2 separate regions of the Homo sapiens genome follow, and region 1 is linked to region 2. Evidence: read pairs that join two places in POLR2A ChIA-PET (ENCODE). Cell type or tissue: CD4-positive, alpha-beta T cell. All regions are shown on one strand. Links, peaks and the distances in the headings refer to the core of each region. The heading gives the core; the rest is flanking DNA.

Evidence for each region. Peaks named below come from ENCODE experiments on the same cell type or tissue, not always from the same donor. Only the 100,000 strongest peaks of a DNase experiment are listed, where the experiment ranks them.
Region 1: POLR2A ChIA-PET joins it to region 2 with 6 read pairs; 5 of 35 experiments call an interaction of 5 or more read pairs at or near these places.

What each region holds. Positions count from the first base shown.
Region 1 is chr19:11,486,535-11,496,909 of GRCh38, reverse strand. ZNF653 (zinc finger protein 653) reads left to right here. Exons shown (of 9, transcript NM_138783.4): 3 at 745-960; 4 at 9,007-9,618; 5 at 9,752-9,923; 6 at 10,030-10,141. MIR7974 (microRNA 7974) reads left to right here and starts at 1,288; the gene lies at 1,288-1,366. RefSeq lists a silencer at 268-317. In CD4-positive, alpha-beta T cell, for the core only: no CTCF peak of the experiment used is centred there; no DNase peak of the experiment used is centred there.
Region 2 is chr19:11,275,010-11,285,384 of GRCh38, reverse strand. No RefSeq gene overlaps it. Among named protein-coding and RNA genes, the nearest start is that of TSPAN16, 16 kb to the left of the region's middle. In CD4-positive, alpha-beta T cell, for the core only: no CTCF peak of the experiment used is centred there; a DNase peak (open chromatin) is centred at 5,254.

The DNA of each region.
Region 1 (10,375 bases), core at 4,571-7,070, 210 kb before region 2:
TGGGCCTTGTGGGCCGAAGGGAGGACTTTGGCTTTTACCCTGAGGGAGTTGGTCTTGCTGTGTCATCCAGGCTGGAGTGCAGTGTTGCGACCTTGGCTCACTGCATCCTCCACCTCCCAGGCTCAAGCGATCCTCCTACCTCAGCCTCCCAAGTAGCTGGGACAAAAGGCATACACCACCATGCCGGCCAATTTTTGTATTTTTAGTAAAGATGGGTTTTCGCCATGTTAGCCAGGCTGGTTTCAAACTCCTGGCCTTAAGTGATCCGCCTGCCTCTGCCTCCCAAAGTGCTAGGATTGCAGGTGTGAGTCATTGCGCCTGGCCCAGTGGATTCTGAGCAGAGGAGGGAACAGACTTGACTCGGGCATTCACAGGCGCCCCCTTGCGGCTGTAGGGGGTGGTTAGGGCGGGAGCCTGGGAGTCCTGGGCCTGAGGACTGCGCTGGTCTAGGCGTTTGATGAAGATGAGAACAATTAACAAGCAGCTAACAATTATTATGCACCTACTGTGCACCAGGCTCCACTGTTTACATGACTTTGCCAATAGAACAGTCCCCGTTACCTCCAGGGGGTGCCTCTCCTCTCTGAGCCTCAGTTTCCCCCTTTAAACTGGGTACAGGCCTGGATGGTACTCAGGAGGGCCTCCAAACCCATGGGACCCATAAAGCCCCGGTGGTTCAGGCAGCCATGTCACCATGGGCTGAGCCCTGTCCCTTATACCCACTCCTCGGCCCTGTGTCCATAGGGCGGCGACGCAACGTGAACTGCCTGAAGAACGTGGTGATCTGGTACGAGGACCACAAGCACCGCTGCCCGTACGAGCCGCACCTGGCGGAGCTAGACCCCACTTTTGGCCTGTACACCACGGCCGTGTGGCAGTGCGAAGCTGGCCACCGCTACTTCCAGGACCTGCATTCGCCCCTGAAGCCCCTCAGCGACTCAGACCCTGACAGTGACAAAGGTAGGTCTGCAGGGCGAGGGCACATAGGGGGCCGCCCATTTCTGGGGGCTTCTTACGAGCCCTAGGCTAGCATCACAAACAGAATAGCAGCCACAGTGGCTCTGGCTCTGGCTCTGGCACTGGGGCAGAGCAGGGACACGATGGGCCAGGCTGAGTCCTTCGTGGCCTTGCCCTCTTTGCGTCCTTACAGAGCTTGAGTGGGGAGGCAGTCCCTCTTTATGGAGCAGTTTGCCAATCTGTGCCCAAGGCCAGTCCCAGGCAGGGCTGGCTGAGGGCCCAGGAGCCCTGGCTTGGCAGCTGGGGCGGGGGCAGGCCTGCTGGGGCAGGGCTCGGCCCCCACAGCGAAACGGCCGCCTAAACCACCCAGGCCTTATGGCTTCATAGGCTGTGATGCTCTCCTGAGCCCTGGCTAAGCTGGCCGCTACCTCCTTTTCGATTTTCTCTGGCTCCCAGTTGCATTCTCTTGCCTTCTGCCTTTCCAGGCTTCGTTTCTTGCCTTCCCCCTCCATTCTGTTTCCCTCCTGTTCCCCATTTCTCCTCCCTTGAGCTGCCTCTGTCTCCTCCTTCCTTGATCTTTCATTTTCTGTCTCATCTCCCTCTCTCTCTTTCTCTTGTTTCCTTCTATTCCCCTTTCTCCTCCTCCCTCCCCACCTTCGCGGTCCCTGCCTCTCTCCTTCCCATCCCACGGGGCAGGGACTCAGTGAGGGAGGCTCAGTTGGCCCCGGTGAGTGGTGAGGGGGCTGCCGGCAGCCTCAGGGGTTCGGCAATGGCTGGAGAAGGAGCGTAGGGCACACTGCCAGGCGTCCTGTCAGGGCTGAGGGTGGGGCGGTCACCAGGGCTGAGCCTGCGCTGGCTGGCATCTCGGAGCAGGTGGCATCCCAGCTGGCCGAGGGGAAGCCGGGGGCGAGAGGTGTTCCGGGTGGGCGCCCCCGCCAACGACCGTCCCACCAAGTGTCGGCCAGGCTCTCAGCGTGCAGTGGCCTCTCGGCTGCCCCATCCCATGATCTGCATTCCGCCCTCCTCTGCCTTTTACTGCCCCCTCACTGTGTGCCACTCCTGGCCCTGCCCAGAGCCACCATGAATCTTCCCCATGGCCTTGTCATCAGCCCCACTTGGCAGTCAAGGAATCCCAAGCCCCAGGAGTGATCTGACTGGCCCATTTGGTGATGGGTCAGGCTGGGGTGTGGGTGGTGCCCAGAGCAGCTTACTTACGCCCCAACTCAACTTTTTATTATTTATTTATGTATGTATTTATTTATCTGAGACAGGGTCTCGCTCTTGTCGCCCAGGCTGGAGTGCAATGGCGCGATCTCGGCTCACTGCAAGCCAAGCCTCAGGTTCCAGCCATTCTCCTTCCTCAGCCTCCCTAGTAGCTGGGATTACAGGCATCTGCCACCACACCTGGCTAATTTTTGTATTTTTAGTAGACACTGGGTTTCACCATGTTGGCCGGCTGGTCTTGAACTCCTGACCTCAGTTGATCCACCCACCTCGGCCTTCCAAAGTTCTGGGATTACAGGCGTGAGCCACTGCACCCGGCCTTATGTTATGTTATGTTATGTTATGTTTTATGTTATGTTATGTTATGTTATGTTATGTTATGTTATGTTATGTTATGTTATCTTTTTGAGACAGATTCTGTCTCTGTCACCCAAGCTGGAGTGCAGTGGTGCGATCTTGGCTCACTGCAACCTCTGCCTCCCAGGTTGAAGCAATTCTCTCACCTCAGCCTCCCTAGTAGCTGGGATTACAGGCGTGAGCCACCATGCCCAGCTAATTTTTGTATTTTTAGTAGACGTGGGTTTTCACCACTTTGGCCAGGCTGGTCTCGAACTCCCAGCCTCAAGTGATCCTCCTGCCTCGGCCTCCCTAAGTGCTGGGATTACTGGTGTGAGCCACCATACCTGGCTTTTTATTTTTATTTATTTTTTTTAAGACAGGGTCTCACGGTTGCCCAGGCTGGAGTGCAGTGGTGCCATCATAGCTCACTTCAGCCTCCAATTCCTGGGCTCAAGTGATCCTCCCACCCTGGCCTCCTGAGTAGCTGGGAACACAGGCACACACCACCACAGCCAGCTGATTTTTAAATTTTTTGTAGAGATGGGATCTCACTGTGTTGCCCAGGCTGGTCTCAAACTCCTGGGATCTAGTAATCCTCCTGCCTTGGCCTCCCAAAGTGCTGGGATTACAGGCATATGCCACCGGGCCTTGCCCATGGCTATTTCTGTTGGTGCTGTCATTACCTGAGGAGAAGTCTGGGGTCAGCCAAACTTAGCAGGTGCTGCAGTCAGGTGGACCCAGACGCGTGCTCTGGCCCTTCCCTCCACTCATTAGGACACTGCGCCCTCCTTCTGGATGGTGCCAGAGAGTTTGCCCACCCTGCAGAATACAGGACAAGGGGAAATTATCCAGAAAGAGGGGCTGATCCTCCTTATCCCCAACCCTGCTGCCACCCCAGGTCCATCAACAGTGGGCATCTCACTGCCCTGAATGGCACTGAGATAATAATAGGAAACTTACAGGGTACATACTTTTAATCTCCTACTGTCCTAAACCCTTATACATATTTACTCATTAAAGACCCAAAACAAAGGCTGGGCACGGTGGCTCACACCTGTAATCCCAGCACTTTGGGAGGCCGAGGCAGGTGGATCACTTGAGACCAGGAGCTCAAGACCAGCCTGGCCAACATGGTGAAACCCCATCTCTACTAAAAATACAAAAATGAGCTGGGCATGGTGGCGCATGCCTGTAATCCTAGCTACTTGGGAGGCTGAGGCAGGAGAATCACTGAAACCCAGGAGGCGGAGGTTGCAGTGAGCCAAGATCGCACCACTGCATTCCAGCCTGGGCAACAGAGCAAGACTCTGTCTAGAAAAAAAAAAAAACACTCCCGAGGGCCGGGTACAGTGGCTCACACCTGTAATGCCAGCCCAGCACTTTGGGAGGCCAAGGCAGGTGGATCACTTGAGGCTAGAAGTTCGAGACCAGCCTGGGCAACATGGCAAAACCCGGTCTCTACTAAAAATACAAAAAATTAGCCAGGTGTGGTGGTGTGTGCCTGTACTTCCAGCTACTTGGCAGGCAGAAGCATCAGAATCACTTGAACCCGGGAGGCAGAGGCTGCAGTGAGCCAAGACTAGGGAGCAGAGATTGATTCATTTATTGGAACGAGCCCTCACTGTGCACCACACAGCCTTCTCGGCACTGGGGGCTCTGCACCGGGACCCCGCAACCTTACGGAGTTTACATTCTAGAGGGGAAGCGGATTGTAAGCAGGATAAACCAATAAAAATATAGAGTGCAGGCTGGGCACAGTGGCTCAAGCCTGTAATCCCAGTGCTTTGGGAAGCCAAGTTAGGATTGCTTGAGGCCACGGCTTAGAGAACAGCCTGGGCAACATAGTGAGACCCCATCTCTAGCAAAAAAATGAAAAAGTTAGCTGGGCATGGTGGTGCACCTCTCCCAGTGCTTTAGGAGGCCGAAGCAGGAGGATCGCTTGAACCTAGGAGCTCGAGGCTGCAGTGAGCTATGACTGTGCCAGTGCATTCCAGCCTAGGTGACAGAGGGAGACACTGTCTCAAAAAAATAAATTAATTAAAATACAGGCTGGGCGTGGTGGCTCACGCCTGTAATCCCAGCACTTTGGGAGGCTAAGGTGAGTGGATCACTTGAGGTCAGGAGTTCGCAGCCTGTCCAATATGGTGAAACATTGTCTCCACTAAAAATATAAAAATTGGCGGGGCATGGTGGGGTGTGCCTGTAATCCCAGCTACTCAGGAGACTGAGGCAGGAGAATCACTTGAACTTGGAAGGTGGAGGTTGCAGTGAGCCGAGACTGCACCATTGCACTCCAGCCTGGGTAACGAGCAAAACTCCATCTCAAAAATAAAATAAAATATAGAGTGCACTGTAAGGTGGTATGTGCTTTGGGAAAAAATAAAGGAGGGAAAAAGGAACTATTTGAGACAGAATGGTCAGGAAATTCCCCCTGAAAAAATACCTTTAATGAAGGATCTGATGGAGGGGAGGGAGGAGCCCTCTCAGGTGTCAGACAGAAGAGGATTCAAGCCGGCCGGGTGCGGTGGCTCACGTCTGTAATCCCAGCACTTTGGGAGGCCGAGGTGGGCGGATCATGAGGTCAGGAGATCGAGACCATCCTGGCTAACACGGTGAAACCCTGTCTCTACTAAAAATTAGCTGGGCGTGGTGGCGGCACCTGTAGTCCCAGCTACTTGGGAGGCTGAGGCAGGAGAATGGTGTGAACCTGGGAGGCAGAGCTTGCAGTGAGCCAAGATCGTGCCACTGCACTCCAGCCTGGGCGACAGAGCGAGACTCCATCTCAAAAAAAAAAAGAGGATTCAAGCCGAGGGAATGGCAGGTGCAAAGGCCTTGAGGCAGGAACCTATCTAGTGTCTCCAAGGACATTAGGAGAGGAGGCGAGGACAGGAGGTGATGGAACACCTCCTGAAACAGACGCACTCCAGCTCTCGTGACCTGGCACAGTGGTTTGTTTCCCACATACAAAGCCTGGTGCTTCCATCCTGCAGACTGCCTTTCATCCCTGGACCCAGGTTCTTTCCTTCCTATGGCTCCAGCCTCCTTGTGGGTCCTGGCTTACTGGTGGGGAGAAAAGTGGAGACTCAACCTTGGGAGCACCTGTCCACTTGCATTCCATTGGCTGGGACTCAGCCACATGGCCACACCTACCTGCAAGAGATGCTGGGAAATGTAGTCGGTGCTGGTGCCAGGAAGAGAGGGATTTAGTGAGTAGCTGGCCTGCTTCTTTCACAGGAGGTAAAGAGTAGGTTCTTAGGAGCCGGGGACCCAAAAGAAGGGACTGCACTGGCCCTGGCAGGGGGCCGGTGGGGCCGCAACTAGCATCTGCAGGGGAAGTGGGAGAAGCGTTCAGGCTGCGGGTGGATGTATTTTGGATGCAGCACCAACAGGTTTTGCTGACAGATTGGAAGTGGGTGTGAGAGAGAGAGAAGTCAACAAGAGCCCCAGGACTTTGGCCTGAGCCACTGGAGAGACTGAGCTGCCTTCCGCTGAGTCAGGGACACCCGTGAGCAGTGCAGGCTTTGTAGAAGGGAAGATACAGAGCCCAGTGTTGCAGATCTGAGTTTGAGATGCCTGTGAGACACTCTTAGGGGGCCAATGAGATGGAAGAATCTGGAGCTCGACATGGAGGTGTAGGCAGAAGCTGCAGATGGAATCACCAGGCCATGGATGGTTGTAGTAATAAGAATACATACTTGGCCAGTCGCGGTGGCTCACACCTGTAATCCCAGCACTTTGGGAGGCCAAGGCGGGCAGATCACCTGAGGTCAGGAGTTCCAGACCAGCCTGACCAACATGATGAAAACCCATCTCTACTAAAAATACAAAAAAAAAAATTAGCCTGACATGGTGGCGTGTGCCTGTAGTCCCAGCTACTCAGGAGGCTGAGGCAGGAGAATTTTTTAAACCTGGGAGGCGGAGGTTGCAGTGAGCCGAGATTGTGCCACTTCACTACAGCTTACACAACAGAGCAAGGCTCTGTCTCAAAAAAACAAACAACAACAACAACAGAACAACAAAAACCCTCTTGAACAGTCCCAGATTGGTGAACAGTTCCAGATTGAGATGCTGGGACGGTGGTACCCCCGGAGAGGGCATGGAAGCCCATACCATACCCCCGTATCTTGCCCTGTGCATCTCTTCCCTTTGGCTGTCGCTGAGTTGAATCCTTTGTAATAAAGCTGTAATTGTAGGTAGAGCCATTTTCTGAGTTCTGTGAGTTGTTCTAACAAATTATCAAACCTGAGGATGGGGTCATGGAAACCCCCCATTTAGAGCCCATTGGTCAGACATACAGGGTAGCCCAGGACTTGCAGCTGACATCTGAAGTCCGGCGGTCTTGTGGGACTGAGCCTTTAACTTGGAGGATTTGACGCCCACTCCGGGAAGATAATGTCAGATTGGATTGAATTATTGGACATTCAGTTGGCATCGAGAATCGGAGGGTGGCCTTTAACCCCATTAGCCTGGGCAAGCCTGGGGGTAAGGTGAGCGCTGAGGAGAGGCCCCAGGCCAAGCCTTCCAGGCCTGCAAGAACCAAATAAACTTGGAAGGAGCCACCAGGAAGGGCCCAGGATACCACAGCGTGGGTCTGGGGGCTAAGAGAGGAGAGTGTCCCCTGGAGTAGGGGTGGTCAGCTGGGTCAGTCATCTTGGAACAGTTAGGGACAGTGGGGATTGAGAAGTGACTGCTGTTTTAAGCAGTGAGAGGGTCACAGTGTCTAGCCCCTGAAGAGCCCTCAACAAATACCAACTGCTGGCCGGGCATGGTGGCTCCCGCCTGTAATCCCAGCACTTTGGGAGGCTGAGGTGGGAGGATCACTGGAGCCCAGGAGTTCAAGGCCACAGCCTGGGTAGCATAACAAGACCTGATCTCTACTTGGGAAAATCAGGGCCACACGAGGTGCCTCATGTCTGTAATTCCAGCACTTTGGGAGGCCCGGGCGGGCAGATCACCTGAGGTCAGAAGTTCGAGATCAGCCTGGCCAAAATGGGGAATCCCGTCTCTACTAAAAATACAAAAATTAGCCAGGTGTGGTTGCATGCACCTGTAATCCCATTTACTCAGGAGGCTGAGGCACAAGAGTTGCTTGAACCTGGGAGGTAGAGGTTGCAGTGAGCCCGGATCGCACCACTGCACTCCAGCCTGGGTGACAGAGGGAGACTCCATCTCAAAACAAAAACAAAATCGGGCCAGATGTGGTGGCTCATGACTATAATTCTAGCACTTTGGGGAGCCGAGGTGGATGGATCACCCAAGGTCAGGAGTTTGAGGCTAGCCTGGCCAACATGGCAAAACCTCATCTCTACTAAAAACACACAAATTAGCCAGGTGTGGTGGTGCACGCCTGTAATCCCAGCTACTCAGGAGGCTGAGGCAGGAGAATCGCTTGAACCCAGGAGGCAGAGGTTACAGTGAGCCAAGATTGCACCATTGCACTCCAGCCTGGGTGACAGAACGAAACTCTGTCTCAAAAAAAAAAAAGAAAAACTCAGGCCGGATGCGGTGGCTCATGCCTGTAATCCCAGCACTTTCGGAGGCCGAGGTGGGCGGATCATAAGGTCAGGAGATCGAGACCATCCTGGCTAACACAGTGAAACTCCATCTCTACTAAAAATACAAAAATTAGCTGGGCGTGGTGGCGGTTGCCTGTAGTCCCAGCTACTCGGGAGGCTGAGGCAGGAGAATGGTGTGAACCTGGGAAGCGGAGCTTGCAGTGAGCCAATATTGCGCCACTGCACTCCAGCCTGTGTGACAGAGCGAGACTCCATCTCAAAAAAAAAAAGAAAAGAAAAGAAAAATTCAGCCAGGCACGGTGGCTCATGACTGTCATTCTAACACTTTGGGAGGCTGAGGCGGGCAGATGACTTGAGGTCAGGAGTTTGAGACCAGCCTGGCCAACATGATGAAACCCCGTCTCTACTAAAAATACAAAAATTAGCCGGGTGTGGGCCAGGCGCGGTGGCTCACACCTGTAATCCCAGCACTTTGGGAGGCAGAGGTGGGTGGATCACGAGGTCAGGAGATCGAGACCATCCTGGTGAACCCCTATCTCTATTAAAAATACAAAACATTAGCCGGGCATGGCGGCACATGCCTGTAGTCCCAGCTACTCGGGAGGCTGAGGTGGGAGAATGGCATGAACCTGGGAGGCAGAGCTTGTAGTGAGCAGAGATCGCGCCACTGCACTCCAGCCTGGGTGACAGAGTGAGACTCCATCTCAGGAAAAAAAAAAAAAGCCAGGTGTGGTGGCGCACACCTGTAGTCCCAGCTACTCGGGAGCCTGAGGCAGGAGAATCACTGGAACCGGGGATGCCAAGGTTGCAGTGAGCTGAGATCGCACCACTGCACTCCAGCCTGGGTGACAGAGTGAGACTCTGTCTCAAAAAAATAAATAAATAAATAAATAAAATAAAATAAAAACTAAATAAACAAATACCAGTGGCTGCAGCTATCATAACCACTCCCTTTCTTCTGTCCCCACAGTGGGCAATGGGCTGGTGGCTGGCAGCTCTGACTCATCCAGCTCTGGCTCTGCCTCTGACTCTGAGGAGTCTCCTGAGGGCCAGCCGGTCAAGGCTGCGGCAGCGGCAGCGGCAGCGACGCCCACCAGCCCGGTGGGCAGCAGCGGGCTCATCACTCAGGAGGGCGTGCACATTCCCTTTGACGTCCACCACGTGGAAAGCCTGGCCGAGCAGGGTACCCCGCTGTGCTCCAACCCAGCAGGCAATGGGCCTGAAGCCCTGGAGACAGTGGTGTGCGTGCCGGTGCCTGTGCAAGTGGGTGCGGGCCCCAGCGCCCTCTTTGAGAACGTGCCCCAGGAGGCCCTGGGTGAGGTGGTGGCCAGCTGCCCCATGCCAGGCATGGTGCCCGGCTCACAGGTGATCATCATTGCGGGCCCTGGTTACGACGCTCTCACGGCCGAGGGCATTCACCTCAACATGGCAGCAGGCAGCGGTGTCCCCGGCAGTGGACTGGGCGAGGAGGTGCCCTGTGCCATGATGGAGGGTGTGGCAGCCTACACCCAGACAGAGCCCGAGGGTAGCCAGCCTAGCACCATGGACGCCACCGCAGTAGCAGGCATCGAGACCAAGAAAGGTCTGGGGGACCTGTCGTGGCCTCTGGCCAGGGGTGGTTGGGCCTGGGAGGGGCCGGGCGAGGAATGGCCCTCGAAGTGGGCACCTCGGCAGCCTTCGTCCCCTGCGGACACCACCCTGTGTCCACCCTGTAGAGAAGGAGGACCTGTGCTTGCTAAAGAAGGAGGAGAAGGAGGAGCCAGTAGCCCCGGAGCTGGCAACAACGGTGCCTGAGAGCGCAGAGCCTGAGGCAGAGGCGGACGGGGAGGAGCTGGACGGCAGCGACATGTCAGCCATCATCTATGAAATCCCCAAGGAGCCTGAGAAGTGGGTGCCGGGGCGGGCAAGGGTGAGGGCGAGGGCTAGAAGCGGCCCGCAGGCCCCCAGCCTGCCTGGTGCGGGAGCCCCGATGTCATGGCCCCTTCCCCTCCAGGAGGCGGCGGAGCAAGCGGTCGCGGGTGATGGATGCTGACGGCCTGCTCGAGATGTTCCACTGCCCATACGAGGGCTGCAGCCAAGTCTACGTGGCCCTCAGCAGCTTCCAGGTGAGGCCGCCACCCGGAGCAGCCTGGGCCAGGCCCACAAGGCCCAGGCCATGGCACCACCAGGATGTCCTACCTCTAGTTTGCCCCTTGAAATTTGACGAGGTGTCCCTGAAGGCAAAGACAGGGACTTGTCACACCCCAGGACCTGGCATGGGAGGATGCAACAACAGGCCTTTGTGCCATGCCATGCATTGATTGAGCATGTATTAAGCACTTAGTGCAAGCCAGGCCTGC
Region 2 (10,375 bases), core at 3,947-6,446:
AGAGGCAGTGATTGGAGCGACCACTGCCTCTTATCTCAGCATGCACTATGCAGTTATTATTACTATAATAGGATAAAAAGACCAAGAAGAAAAAAAAAGATCTGCCTTTATTATTATTATTTTATTTTATTTTTGAGAGGGAGTCTTGCTCTGTCGTCCAGGCTGGAGTGCAATGGCGCGATCTCAGCTCACTGCAACCTCCGCCTCCCAAGTTTAAGCAATTGTCCTGCCTCAGCCTCCCAGGTAGCTGGGATTACAGGCATGTGCCACCACGCCCCGTTAATTGTTTGTATTTTTAGTAGAGATGGGGTTTCACCATGTTGGCCAGGCTGGACTCAAACTCCTGACCTCAGGTGATCCGCCCGCTTCAGCCTCCCAAAGTGCTGGGATGACAGGTGTGAGTCACCGTGCTCGGCCTATTATTCTTATTATTTTTGATAGAGACGGTGTTTCACCATGTTGGCCAGGCTGGTCTCAAACTCCTGGACTCAAGCCATTCACCCATCTTAGCCTCCTAAAGAGCTGGAATTACAGGCACGAGTACATTGATTATACTCCTGGCCTTACAATTGTTTTTAAAGGGTGACCAAGCTGAATTACAAGTGCTGTCCTCAGCTGAGGCCTCTGCATTCTTGGGTGGGTTTTCTTGCTGTCTCAGCGGACGCTCCCTGCTGCGCCTGGCGGGAAGGGGGTGGGGGCAGGGGGGACACTGGGAACCAGGATCTCCACTTGGACCAGAGCAAATGAGAGAATTTTGGGGGAAAAAAAAACAGCTCTGACCTGAAACTTAGCCAGGTCCTCGGGGTTCATGGAAAATAACCCACCCAGCACAGGAATTCTCCTTCCAGGCTGTGTTCAGACTGTTTTCTGTGCTTCTCTTTCAGAAGATCTGGGAGAGTTGGTGTATACATTTATTGAAGCCTTTACTTCATGCCAGGTGCTAGAATGATCTAGAATCTTCACTCCCATGCTTAGAGGTAGGTGCTATTGTCATGTCCACTTTACAAATGAGGCTTGGCCGGGTGCGGTGGCTCACACCTGTCATCCCAGCACTTTGGGAGGCTGAGGTGGGCAGTTCACCTGAAGTCAGGAGTTTGAGACCAGCCTGGGCAACATGGCAAAACCCTGTCTCTACAAAAAATACAAAAATTACCTGGGCACAGTGGTGCATGCCTGTAATCCCAGCTACTCGAGAGGCTGAGGCAAGAGAATTGATTCACCTTGGGAGGTGGATGTTGCAGTGAGCCAAGATTGCACCACTGCACTCCAGCCTGGGCAGTAGAGCAAGACTCTGTCTCAAAAAACAAAAAACAGATGAGGCTCATTGCCTGGAACAGAGGAGCCCAGATTTGAAGATGGGTCTCCTGACTCCAAGGTCAGTGATTCTTTCTGATGGGTGACATCTGCTCATTCACTAATTCATTCAACCTTTCATTCAATAAGCATCCATTGAGCACCTAGTGTATGCCAATTGTGATGCCAAAAAATACAGATGTAGTCCCTGCCATCCTGAATTCAAATATTTTTTAAATTTTTAACTTTTTTTTTCCTTTTTATTAAGGCAGGGTCTCAGTCTGTTACTGGGGCTGGAATGCAGTGGCGTGATCTTGGCTCACTACTGTCTCAACCTCCCCAGGCGCAAGCAGTCCGCCCACCTCAGCCTCCTGAATAGCTGGGACTACAGGCATGTGCCCCCATCATGACCAGCTAACCTTTTTTTTTTTTTTTTTTTTGAGAAGGAGTCTCGCTCTGTCGCTCAGGCTGGAGTACAGTGGGAGCACTGCACTTTGGGAGTGCCTGACCCATGACCAGCTAAGTTTTAGATTTTTTGTAGAGATGGGGTTTCACCATGTTTCCCAGGCTAGTCTCAAACTCCTGGGCTTAAGTGATCATCCCGCCTTGACCTCCCAAAGTGCTGGGATTACAGGTGTATGCTACTGGGCACTGGCCTATTATTATTTTAAGCTATCTGAGTCCTTTCTACATTGGTTTGTTCACTGTGTGTCTTCAGTGCTTGGTATGTAACAGGAGCTCAATAAAGATCCACAGAGTCTTTGTTAAAGCCTCAATGAAATGAGCAAATCCTGATGTCTGGAGTCTGGATACCTGGGCACCTGCCCCAGCTCTGTGTCTCAGTAGCTGTGGGAGCTTGAGCTCGTTGCTGGGCCTCAGTATATTTTAGTCTTATCTGTAAAATTGGTTAAAGAAGTATTTTCACACAAGGACACAAAGAAATCAGAACCCTCATACACCACTGGTGGGAATGTCAGCTGGGGCAACAGCTTTGGAGAACAGTCTGAGAGCTTCTCAAGAGGTTACACATAGGGCCGGGTGCGGTGGCTCACGGCCTGTAATCCCAGCACTTTGGGAGGCCAAAGTGGGTGGATCACCTGAGGTCAAGAGTTGGAGACCAGCCTGGCCAACATGGTGAAACCCTACTAAAACCCTACTAAAAATACAAAAAATTAGCCGGGCGTGGTGGTGAGCACCTGTAATCCCAGCTCCTCAGGAGGCTGAGACAGGAGAATTGCTTGAACCCAGGAGGCAGAGGTTGCAGTGAGGCAAGATCGTGCCACTGCACTCCAGCCTGGGCGACAGAATGAAACTGTCTCAAAAAAAAAAAAAATTACAGAAAGGGCTGGGTACAGTGGTTTATGCTTATAATCCCAGCACTTTGGGAGGCCAAGGCAGGAGGATCATATGAGTCCAGGAGTTCAAGACCAGCGAGAATCCACCTCTACAGGACAAAAAAAAAAAGATTAAAAGTGGAATTACCATATGACCGAGCAATTCCACTCCTAGGTATATACGTACCCAAGAGAAATGAAATCATATGTCCATGCAAAAATGTGTAACTCAAATGGCGTAAGAGCACCGCTAACAATAGTCCATAGGGGCCATCCACTGATGAACGGATAAATAAAATGTGGTCTATCCATACAATGGAATATTATCCAGCCTTTAAAAGGAATGAATGTCGGCCAGGCGTGATGGCTCAAGCCTGTAATCCCAGCACTTTAGGAGGCAAAGGAGGGCGGATCACCTGAGGTCAGGTGTTCAAGACCAGCCTGGCCAACATGGTGAAACTCCTTCTCTACTAAAACCACAAAAATTAGCCAGGCGTGGTGGCGCATACCTCTAGTCCCAGCTACTCAGGAGGCTGAGGCAGGAGAATCGCTTGAACCCAGGAGACAGAGGTTGCAGTGGGCTGAGATAGCGCCACTGCACTCCAGCCTGGGTGACAGAGCAAGACTCTGTCTCAAAAAAATTAAAAAAAGGAATGAATGTCCAGACACGGTGGCTCACGCCTGTAATCCCAGCACTTTGGGAGACTGAGGTAGGAGGATCGTTTGAGCCGAAGAGTTCAAGACAAGCCTGGACAACATGGGAGATTCCATCTCAATTTTAAAAATTAAAACAAAATTTAAAGGAATGATACAGTCACACAGGCTGCAGATGAATCTTACAAACTTTAAGCTATGTGAAATAAGCCAGACACGAAATGACAGATGTTGTATGATTGCACTCATGTGACAGTCCAGACTAGTAGATTCGTAGTTGCTTAGGGGTGAGGCGGCAGGGACGAGGGGATAGGGGAATGATAGCTAAAGGCTGTGGAGCTGCTTTTTGAGGAGATGAGACAGTGTTCCAAAATAGGCTGGGTGATGGTTGTACAATTCTGAATATAGGAAAAACCATTGAATTGTACACTTTCGAGGGGTGAATTCTATACTGTGTAGACTATATCTCAGTAAAGCTGTTTTTAACAAAAAGAAAGAAAAGTTTTTGCCTCTAGGCTGAGAGTGAGGAGAAGCTGCAAGCCAAACCTTGGCCCAAAGCCAGTCATCCATCCACAAGGCTGAGTGTGCAGCCCAGGGGCTCAACCTTAAATTAAGAGTAAACCTGGCTGGGCGCGGCAGCTCATGCCTGTAATCCCAGCACTTTGGGAGGCCAAGGTGGGCGGATTACCTGAGGTTGGGAGTTTACAACCAGCCTGACCAAGATGGAGAAACCTCGTCTCTACTAAAAAAAAAAAAAACAAAATTAGTAGGGCATAGTGGTGCATGCCTGTAATCCCAGCTACTCGGGAGGCTGAGGCAGGAGAATCGCTTGAAACCGGGAGGCAGAGGTTGCAGTGAGCCGAGATCATGCCATTGCACTCCAGCCTGGGCAACAAGAGTGAAACTCTGTCTCAAAAAAAGAAAAAAAAAAAAAAAAGAGTAAACCTGGGGGCTGAGCGGCAGTGCCTCATGCCTGTAATTCCAGCACTTTGGGAGGCCGAGGCGGGTGGATCACTTCAGGTCAGGAGTTTGAGTCCAGTCTGGCCAACATGGTGAAACCTTGTCTCTATTAAAAATACAAAAAAATTAGCTGGGGGTGGTGGCACGCACCTGTAATCCCAGCTACTCAGGAGGCTGAGGTGAGGCACGAGAATCGCTTGAACCCAGGAGGCAGAGGTTGCTGTGAGCCGAGATTGTGCCACTGCACTCCAGCCTGGGCAACAAGAGCAACATACTGTCTAAAAAAAAAAAGAGTAAACCTGGGCCAGATGTATTGGAGGCAATAGGATTGTTTGAGGCCAGGAGTTCAAGACCAGTGTGGGCAACATAGCAAGACCCCATCTCTACAAAAAAAAATTTTAATTACTGGGTCAGGTGATGGACACCTGTAGTCCCAGCTACTCAGGAGGCTGAGGCAGGAGGATCACTTGAATCCAGGATTTCAAGGCTACAGTGAGCTATGATCATACCACCAGGTTGCATCCAACCTGGGCAACAGAGCAAACCCCAAATAAATTCTTTTTAGAAAGAGTAAACTTGGGCCAGGTGTGGTGGCTTACGCTTGTAATTCCAGCACTTTGGGAAGCCGAGGTAGATGGATCACTTGAGGTCAGGAGTTTGAGACCAGCCTGGCCAACATGGTGAAACCCCGTCTCTACTAAAAATACAAAAATTAGCCACTGAGCATGGTGGCACATGCCTGTAATCCCAGCTACTCGGGAGGCTGAGGCATGAGAATCGCTTGAAGCCAGGAGGCGGAGCTTGCAGTGAGCCAGGATCGCGCCACAGCACTCCAGCCCGGGTGACAGAGTGAGACTCCGTATCAAAAAAAAAAAAAAAAAAAAAAAAAAAAGAGTAAACTTGAAAAACAGGAGAGAGAAGATGCCGGAAGAGAAGATGCACCATTGCCCAGGGTGCAGCAGGAAGGTTGAGGTCAGATCCTCCCAGCAACCCAAGCGAACCATCACCCAACTGGAAACCATTTCCTTTGTGGCCATGAAACAATGGGCTACAACTTTCTTTTGTGGCTCAAAACCACAGAGAAGCTTCCTATTGTGGGATTCACCACCACCACCACAGCAGAAGTTTTTTCTCATGGGTTCTGGGAGCAAATACAATGGCTTCTGAAACTGAGGTCTGGCTCTACTTCCTTGAAGACCTCTCCTTTCCTTTCTCTGCATGACAATGCTCCCCAGAGACTCTCTTCTTTCCCCATGCCACCTTTTGTACCCTGGGGTGGCCTTGTCTTAGTTTGGGTTCCGTGGAAGCCACCACTGAAACAAGGATTTAATACAAGTACTTTGTCTGAGAGGTGGTGATGCCAGGAAGCAGCAGTTGGGAAGAGGGGACGTGTATGAGTTTGCTAAGGCTGTCATGACCAAGCACCACAGACAGGGAAGCTTATAAAACAGGGCATTTCACAGTTCCGGAGGGTGTATGTCCAAGAATAAGGTGTCAGCAGGGTTGATTCTTTCTGAGGTCTCTCTCCTTGGCTTAGAGCCAGTTGCCTTGTTTCTGTGTCTTCACATAGTCTTTCTTTAATGCTTGTCTCTGTGTCCATATCACCTCATCTTTTCTTTTTTTTTTTCTTTTTTTGAGACAGAGTCTTCCTCTGTCCCCCAGGTTGGACTGCAGTGGCACAATCTCAGCTCACTGCAATCTCCACCTCCCAGGTTCAAGCAGTTCTCATGCCTCAGCCTCCCAAATAGCTGTGATTACAGGCATGCGCCACCACACCCAGCTAATTTTTGTATTTTGGGTAGATACAGGGTTTCACTACGTTGGCCAGACTGGTCTTGAACTCTTGACTTCAAATGATCCACCTGCCTCAGCTTCCCAAAGTGCTGGGATTACAGGCACGAGCCACTGCACCCAGCCCATACCTCCTCATTTTATAAGGATAGTGGTCATTTGGATTAGGGTCCATCCTAATGACCTTGTTTTAATTTGTTCTTTATTTTTTCAATTTATTTTTATTTTGAGGGGAGGGGATGGAGTCTTGTTCTATCACCCAGGCTGGAGTACAGTGGCCTGATCACAGCTCACTGCAACATGGAGCTCCTGGGATTAGGCGATCCTCCCACCGCAGCCTCCTGAATAGCTGGGACTACAGGCTGATTTTTAATTTTTTTTTTTTTTTTGGAGACGAGGTTTCTTTTTCTCTTTTTCTTTTTTTTTTTTTGAGACAGAGCCTTGTTCTGTTGCCCAGGCTGTAGTGCAGCAGTGTGAACACGGCTCACTGCAGCCTTTATCTCACAGGGTCAAGGAATGTGGCGCCTCAGCACTAACTTCCCCTCCTCTGTGTTCCTTGGAGATTTCTCTTACTTTTTTGTGAACTTAGCTGATAACTTAAAAGCATGTTTGCTGTATTTCATTCAGCGTTTTTGTTGCTATTGTCTTTTACTCTGTCACCCAGGCTGGAGGGCAGTGGCACAATCATAGCTCACTGCAGCCTCAAATTCCTGGGCTCAAGCGAACCTCCCTTGTCAGCCTCCCAAGTAGCAGGGACCACAGATATGCGCCACTACACCTGGCTAATTCTTTATTTTTTTTATAGACAGGGTCTCACTATGTTGCCCAGGCTGGTCTCAAACTCCTGACCTCAAGCCATTCCTCCCGCCTCACCCTCTGGAGGCACTGGGATCACAGGTGTGAGCCACCACACTCAGCCTTGCCCAGCTCATGTACAGGTTTTTTGTGGTTTTTGCTTGTTTGTTTGTTTTTGAGACAGAGTCTCGGTCTGTCGCCCAGGCTGGAGTGCAGTAGCACCATCTCAGCTCGGTACAACCTCCACCTCTCAGGTTCAATTCAAATGAATTCTGAATGTGCAGGGCTGGGCAGGGCATTCATGCACAATCTAGAAATTTCATGCACAATCTGGAAAAGTTAGGGCGAGAAGGGTTGGAGAGAGGAGGAGGCATGTGGAAACTGGAAGATTCAGCGATTAACAAAATTGCCTGGCTGGGCACGGAGGCTCACGCCTGTAATCCCAGCACTTTAGGAGGCCGAGGCATGTGGATCACCTGAGGTCGGGAGTTTGAGACCAGCCTGACCAACAGGGAGAAACCCCGTCTCTACTAAAATACAAAATTATCCAAGTGTGGTGGCGCATGCCTGTAATTCCAGCTACTCAGGAGGCTGAGGCAGGAGAATCACTTGAATGCAGGAGAATCGCTTGAACCCAGGAGAATTGCTTGAACCCAGGAGGCGGAGGTTGCAGTGAGCAGAGATCGTGCCATTGCACTCCACCCTGGGCAACAAGAGCAAAACTCCATCTCAAAAAAACACAAAAAAACAATTGCCCATGCCTCCCTTGGAATACTTTCTGCTTCTCCCAATCATTCACTCAGAAAGCACTTACTGAGCACCTACTGTGTGCCAGGCTGTGTGCAGCGCACTAGGGATAGAGTGATGCACAAGAAACCACATAGCCAGCTGGGTGCAGTGGCTCACACCTGTAATCCCAGCACTGTAGGAGGCTGAGGCAGGAGGATCACTTGAGGCCAGGAGTTTGAAACCAGCCTGGGCAACATAGCAAGACTCTGGCCTCTACAAAAAAAATTAAAAAGAGCTCTCCCTCTCCCTCTCCCTCTCCCCACGGTCTCCTTCTCCCTCTCCCTCTCTCTCCATGGTCTCCCTCTGATGCCGAGCGGAGGCTGGACTGTAATGCCGCCATCTCGGCTCACTGCAACCTCCCTGCCTGATTCTCCTGCCTCAGCCTGCCAAGTGCCTGGGATTGCAGGCGCGCGCCGCCACGACTGACTGGTTTTTGTATTTTTTTTGGTGGAGACGGGGTTTCGCCGTGTTGGCCGGGCTGGTCTCCAGCTCCTAACCGCGAGTGATCTTGCTAGCCTCGGCCTCCCGAGGTGCCGGGATTGCAGACGGAGTCTCACTCAGTGCTCAATGCTGCCCAGGCTGGAGTGCAGTGGCGTGATCTCTGGCTCGCTACAACCTCCACCTCCCAGCCGCCTGCCCTGGCCTCCCAAAGTGCCAAGATTGCGGCCTCTGCCCGGCCGCCACCCAGTCTGGGAAGCGAGGAGCGTCTCTGCCTGGCCGCCCATCGTCTGGGATGTGAGGAGCCCCTCTGCCCGGCCGCCCAGTCTGGGAGGTGAGGAGCGCCTCTTCTCGGCCGCCATCCCGTCTAGGAAGTGAGGAGCATCTCTGCCCCGCCGCCCATAGTCTGAGATGTGGGGAGTGCCTCTGCCCCGCCGCCCCGTCTGGGATGTGAGGAGCGCCTCTGCCTGGCCGCGACCCCGTCTGGGAACGGAGGAGTGTCTCTGCCCGACCACCACCCCGTCTGGGAGGTGAGGAGCGTCTCTGCCCAGCCGCCCCGTCTGAGAAGTGAGGAGCCCCTCCGCCCGGCAGCCGCCCCCTCCAGAAGGTGGGGGGCAGCCCCCGCCTGGCCAGCCGCCCCGTCCGGCAGGTGGGGGGCGCCTCTGCCCGGCCGCCACCCCGTCTGGGTGGTGTACCCAGCAGCTCATTGAGAACAGGCCATGATGACGATGGCGGTTTTGTCGAGTGGAAGGCGGGGAAGTGTGGGGAAAGGAAAGAGAAATCAGATTGTTGCTGTGTCTGTGTAGAAAGAAGTAGACATGGGAGACTCCATTTTGTTCTGTACTAAGAAAAATTCTTCTGCCTTGGGATGCTGTTAATCTATAACCTTACCCCCAATCTCTTGCTCTCTGAAACATGTGCTGTGTCAACTCAGGGTTAAATGGATTAAGGGCGGTGCAAGATGTGCTTTGTTAAACAGATGCTTGAAGGCAGCATGCTCGTTAAGAGTCATCACCACTCCCTAATCTCAAGTACCCAGGGACACAAACACTGCGGAAGGCCGCAGGGACCTCTGCCTAGGAAAACCAGAGACCCTTGTTCACATGTTTATCTGCTGACCTTCCCTCCACTATTGTCCTATGACCTTGCCAAATCCCCCTCTCCGAGAAACACCCAAGAATGATCAATAAATACTAAAAAATAAAATAAAATAAAAATTAAAAATTAAAAATTAAAAATAATAAAATTAGCCAGATGTGGTGGCACTCCTGTGGTCCCAGATACTTGGGAGGTTGAGGCAAGAGGATTGCTTGAGCCTAGGAATTCGAGACCAGCCTGGGCAACATAGCAAGACACCATCTCTACAAAAATAAAAATAAATTAGCTGGTCATGGTGGTATGCGTCTGTAGTCCCAGCTACTTGGGAGGCTGAGGCGGGCAGATCTCTTGAGGTCAGGAGTTCGAGACCAGCCTGGCCAACAATGTAAAACCCCGTGTCTACTAAAAATACAAAAATTAGCCGGGAGTGGTGGTGCACGCCTGTAATCCCAGCTACTAGGGAGGCTGAGGCAGGAGAATCGCTTGAACCTAAGAGACAGAGGTTACGGCTAGCCAAAATCATGCCACTGCACTCCAGCCTGGGCTACAGAGTGAGACTCCGTCTCAAAAAAAAAAAAAAAAAAAAAAGAAAGAAAGAAAGAGAAAGAAAACTTTGCAAAGTGGGCTGGCTGGCTGCAGGTTGCACAATGGGTCACCCCTATTGTCTCAGCAGGGGTGACTGGGATTTACAAGGATAAATAACCACATTCCTAGAATCTCACGGACCCATTCCCCCTGCAAATGTCTCTCTCTCTAGGTATAAATACAGTAAAATTTCCTCCCGGAGAGGTGGACAGTTCTATGAATTTTAACACATGTCCAGATTCATTGAGCCACCAGGGCCATCAGACAGAGCTGCTGCATCCCCCTGAAGCTCCCTGGCGCTGCCCCTCTGTCATCAGCCCCTCCCCCGAGCCCTAGGCAGGCCCTCATCTGTCTGCTATCTCACACTGTACTTTTGTCTTTTTGAGAATGTTATATAACTGGAATCATACACTATGTGGCCTTTTCAGTCTGGCCTCTTTCAGGCAGCATAATGCATTTGAGATTCATCCAAGTACTTGCCTGTCTCAATAGTTTGCTCATTTTTGTTGCTGAAGAATATTCCATTGTAGGGAAAGACCCTGGTTTGTTTTACATTCACCCACTGAGGGACAACTCCATTGTTTTAAGCCATGGGTGATGATGAATAAAGCTGCTATCAACATTCATGCACAGCCTTT